Linked DNA regions of Homo sapiens: region 2 is linked to region 1. Evidence: chromatin loops called from intact Hi-C (ENCODE). Cell type or tissue: mammary epithelial cell. All regions are shown on one strand.

Region 1 (2,500 bases):
CAAATTTATGCTAAAATAATTTAGCATAAACAAATTTATGCTAAAATAATGGTCAGTGTTAACCACCTTCTATTTATTCTGACTATAAGTTTTGTGTGAGAAATGTAAGTTAAGTATGTGCCCTTTGGCTGCACCAACATATATATAGAGAAGTATCTAGAAAAACCAAAAAGGATAGATTAGTTTTGAAGAGAAGTCTACATTGCCACACTATTTACTAATTTAGGTTCGGCCATGACCTTGTAAGGAGACCTGCACATTTGGATCATCAGTCCTCCTAAATGTGCATGTTAGTATGTTTCTGGTTGCAAGAAAGAGCCAATCTCAGTTTATCTTAATTCATTATTGCAGATATCTATGGCTATATAATAAACCATTCCTAAATTTTGTGACTTCAAACAACAACAGTTTATTATTTCTTATAATCCTGAGGGTTGGCAGGATGGTTCTTCTGTTGCATGTAGTTTAAAAAGTCACTGGCTCAGCTATTTTTGGCTGGGAGCTCAGCTGGGGCCAGAGAGTCCAGGATGGTCTCTCATCTCCCAGGGTCTCTTTCCACTGGCTTCTCATCATCTAGTAGTATGGCTCATACTTCCCAGAGGGAACATTACAAGAGGATAAGCTGCAGTGTGCAAATGGTCATCACACCTCTTTTCACATATTGCTTGCTAAAAATCCCACTGGCCAAAGCATGTGACATGGCCAAGCCCACAGCCATTGTGAGAGTTGACTATGCAAGGGCATGGATACTGGGAAGGGTGCTTCCTGGGGCCACCAATGCAACAGTCTACCTGCCATATTAATGAAATTTTGTTGTAGAATACACAAGACTGGAGAAGGACAGGAAGATGTCTCAACCTCAGTCACTAGTGTGGCAAACTTCACAGAGAATTGGAACATTGTTTGGGGTACCAAGAGATTTACAGGCCTGGTGATTATAATGCAAGAGTAGTAGGTGCTTGTTATCACCTATCCAGTGTTCTGGTGATGTCATGGCCACTCAGCTCTTCTCTGTTTCTGTTTCTATTGATCCTCTGCTGCCCACTGGCTTCATTCTGCACTGGATGCCTCATATCTTTTGCTTACTCATGCTTGCTCCTACTGCCTTGCCTCTATTTGACCTTTGGCTTTTGTTCCTGCTCCAAACCGCTGACTCACTCTCTCTCTGTCTCACATTCACCCTCTCTATGACAAAGGAATTTGTTACCACTTAGTTGGTCACTCTTCAGTGCCTCACAAGCAGCCAAGTCAACTCACAGGCTCTACATGGCTCCCTGCCTTTGTTCAGACAAAGGCTGAACACCCACCCTGATTCTTTTTGCCTTGGTCAGAGTGATGAGGTCAATGCAGAAGAAAGACTGTGAGCATGGCAGGCATTCAGAGTGGAGCAGTCTCCTCCCCACTCTGTTTAGTGAATTGTGATTGGATTGGAAGGTGGGATAAAGAAGGAAATTCCCTTTCGTTTGCAAAGAACTAGTTCGTTCCTCTTTTTCCCCAACCATCTTTCCTTTTCCAATCAGCTCTCTCATCCCAGAAGCCAATCCTGACAACTGTCATCAGATAGCTGGCTGGACAAGCCTGGAAAGTGTGGAACAGGTGCCATCCTTGGTCAGGGTTGCTATTAGTCTCACACACATGAGCTTTTCATTAACTATGCTTCATCATTTGTCTTAGATCTCTCAGTTACATCATTGCCTCATATTGTTCTATTTTCTTTCTTGTTACTGCTGTGCTAAGTAAAAGAGATGTGAAAAATCCTGTATTCAGATGATCATGTGTGTTGCAAATAACTGGATTTCACTCCAAAAGACCTTGGTATCTTTGATAATCTAATGTCAGTGTCCCAAAAGCTTTTTAATAATTTTCTAAATCTAAAATGTCCTTAAATTATTGCTTAATATATTTTTATGTTTCTTTATGCCTGAACTCTCTCTGGAAGGATTCACAAAACTTGGTAATAATGACTGCTTCCTAAGGGAGAAAGGGGGTTGCTGGTTGCTTACTTTGCATTCTGTGGTCTTTTGTACTTTATGAATATTGTACCATGTACACACACTGCCTACTTTTAAAATTAACTTTTTAAAGTACATCTTGTCTACATAGTCTTAAATTGTTCTTCCTTTAGAAGGCCAGGGCCCGCATGTGGTAGAAGTCCATGGGGTCCTATTCACATAGAATCTGGTGTGAAGAAGCTCCTAAAGTTGTGCCATGGGCAACACTGTGAAGATCTTCTATAGATATTCAGAAACCGTTAGAGGTTTTCTTTTTTTAACATCAGTAACTAAACTTGGTAATTCTGTTTGCTTATTGACTAATTAAAAAATAAGAGGATATAGGAGGGAGGGAAATGCTAGGGACCTCTCGGGGTGAGGCAGTGTGAGATGGCTAAAAGCTCCAGAACCTTCCGGAACTGGAGCTCTAGATCTGGTACTTCACATATCACGTGACATTTAAGCAGGTGACACCATCCTACACCTTGAATTCCTTATCAGTAAGTTAA
Region 2 (2,500 bases), 65 kb after region 1:
TTGGTTCCAGGATGCCCTGCCTTGGATACCCAAATCTGCAAATACTCAAGTCCCACAGATAGCCCTATGGAACCCTCCTATATGAAATATCAGCCCTCCATGTCCGTGGGTTTTGCACCCAGGAATACTGTGTTTTCCATCTTCTTTGGCTGTAGATGCAGAACCTGCAGATGTAGAGGGCTGACTGTATTTTGGGGGGAAAAAAAAATCCAAGTGTAAGTGGACCCATGCAGTTCAAACCCGTGTTGTTCAAGGGTCAATTGTACTTTTTAAAAAATCGTGTTTTCCTACTCACTGATGGTGGGAGGATCCCTTGAGTCAAGGAATTTGAGTCTAGCCTGGGCAACATAGCAAGATGCCATCTCTTAAAAAAAAAAAATCTCTCACAAAGTCAAACAGATACCCCAAAATCTGTGTTCAAGCCTTAATAATCCATAGAATAGGTCTGCAGTATGCTTCAAGCCAAAATTATTAGAGAGAGTCATATTTATGGATGAAATTAAAAATAACATTGATACTTCTACCACTTCCCTGTCCTTTTCCTAGTCCCAATGGTGGCTCCTGGGAACGTGCGTGTGAATGTGGTGAACAGTACCTTAGCCGAGGTGCACTGGGACCCAGTACCTCTGAAAAGCATCCGAGGACACCTACAAGGCTATCGGGCAAGTGAAAGGGGACCTTTTGTGGCTTTATTTAGTAAGGGCTGCAGCGAATGCCACTTGTCATGCATACCACAGGAGGTGGGGCTTATTTGTTTCATTGCTTTGTGAACTTGTGGACTGAAGAGTTCATTTCGCTCATTGCCTCAGGTAGCCACTGCCAGAGTTGACTTGAAATCTCACTGCATCCAAAATTAAAAAAAAAAAAAGTTTTCTCCATTTTTCCCACTGATGATCTAACATTCTACCAACTAAGTATGTATACAAAATGGGGAAAATTAATTTTTTAAAGACCTAGAATATTACCAACTCTAGCTAGCTTTAAAGCAATATGGACCACATGTGTTGAACACACAAAATTATCCTGATAATCATTTAGGCATTTTTAAAATAATTCAGAATATACTTTAAGACCATATACTCTTAGCTAGGTCATTCTTATAAATATCCATTATCTTTGTTCTTGAGAAGTACTGAAAGATAAATATCCATTATCTTTGTTCTTGAGAGGCACTGATTTCATATTTTTTACTGATAGGCAGCCAAGCGTACAGTCACTACTTTGATTTGTTAAGCCTGACCCCTAGAGGTCACTTTTTGTACTACATCACATTCAACTTTTTTTTTTTCCCCCTAGCATTGCCAGATTCCATGTAAATGTTGACTTCTCCTGAAAATGCCTTTAAATTCATAAGAATTTAAGAAGACTTAGTAAACAACAATTCTGGATTTGTGACCAAAATTAATCAGTACTTTCTTATCCATCTCTCCAAAACCTGTGCCTGCAATCGAATACAAAAAAAAGTATTTTAAACTAAGTGATACAGTTTGATTTAGTGGAAAAATTCTAGACTTTCAGTGGAGGATCCCCTGTGGCTCTTGATACCTCTGTGGCTGTGAAAGTCACTTAGTAGCCCACACGTTCATCTGCACCATATGAATAACAGTAATAAAAGCCTCACTGTGGTGTTTACAATCACTACATGATAGGTTGTACGTGAACATGTATTAATTCTGGAAAAATATGTAAACATTGGGCAGTAATTTTTATTTTTAGAATATTTTATACAAGTAAAAGACTTAAATCCTATTGTCCTCCATTTGCCTCATGTTCTAGAGAAAACCACATGGGTCTCGTGCTGTTTTCATTTTCCTTAGACTCCTACGACAAAGTAGTGTAGCCCAGCTTTGTCATGTGGCTGTAATTTAATTTCCCTCATGATCTATGGGCTTCTATTCCTCTTGCCTCAGAATCAATATCCATCAGTTTTGCTAGTAATTTTCTTCTAAAATATACCAACGGAATTTTCTGGAAAAACAACAGTTTCAATTTTGTGAGCATAAGGAATCTTGTTTGCTCCTTTCTGCATTCCTGACTTTCGTTCTTGCTGTTTCAGATTTACTATTGGAAGACCCAGAGTTCATCTAAAAGAAACAGACGTCACATTGAGAAAAAGATCCTCACCTTCCAAGGCAGCAAGACTCATGGCATGTTGCCGGGGCTAGAGCCCTTTAGCCACTACACACTGAATGTCCGAGTGGTCAATGGGAAAGGGGAGGGCCCAGCCAGCCCTGACAGAGTCTTTAATACTCCAGAAGGAGGTATGGAATGGACGTGTCTCTAAGATCTCAGGAACATATGGCATGGCCTGAGAGGTTTTGCCTGACAGAAGGGCTACTGATCAAAGTATATTCTGGAAGCCAAATGTGATTGAAATTTCTATAGATGAATACAGCACACACAAAGCTACCAAAATGTCAGATCATATGTGGGCCTAAGTGTACATAGAAGGCTTCAGAACCCAAAATGCTGCTCTGAAATGCCCTCTCCCGTGACTTAA

What was found. Hi-C counts contacts between places; a loop is a spot of excess contacts. Peaks named below come from ENCODE experiments on the same cell type or tissue, not always from the same donor. Only the 100,000 strongest peaks of a DNase experiment are listed, where the experiment ranks them.
Region 2: it touches region 1 in a loop (5-fold over the local background); 3 of 110 quality-filtered maps call a loop at or near these places.

The regions. Positions count from the first base shown.
Region 1 is chr7:108,245,101-108,247,600 of GRCh38, reverse strand. All of the region lies in intron 3 of NRCAM (neuronal cell adhesion molecule), which reads left to right. Among named protein-coding and RNA genes, the nearest start is that of LAMB4, 120 kb to the right of the region's middle. RefSeq lists an enhancer at 520-1,719. In mammary epithelial cell, a CTCF peak has its summit at 1,042; a DNase peak (open chromatin) is centred at 1,180; H3K27ac peaks cover 2,352 bases.
Region 2 is chr7:108,179,984-108,182,483 of GRCh38, reverse strand. It overlaps NRCAM (neuronal cell adhesion molecule), which reads left to right. Exons shown (of 33, transcript NM_001037132.4): 24 at 547-662; 25 at 2,057-2,261. Among named protein-coding and RNA genes, the nearest start is that of LAMB4, 51 kb to the right of the region's middle. RefSeq lists an enhancer at 423-1,215. In mammary epithelial cell, a CTCF peak has its summit at 1,232; no DNase peak of the experiment used is centred here.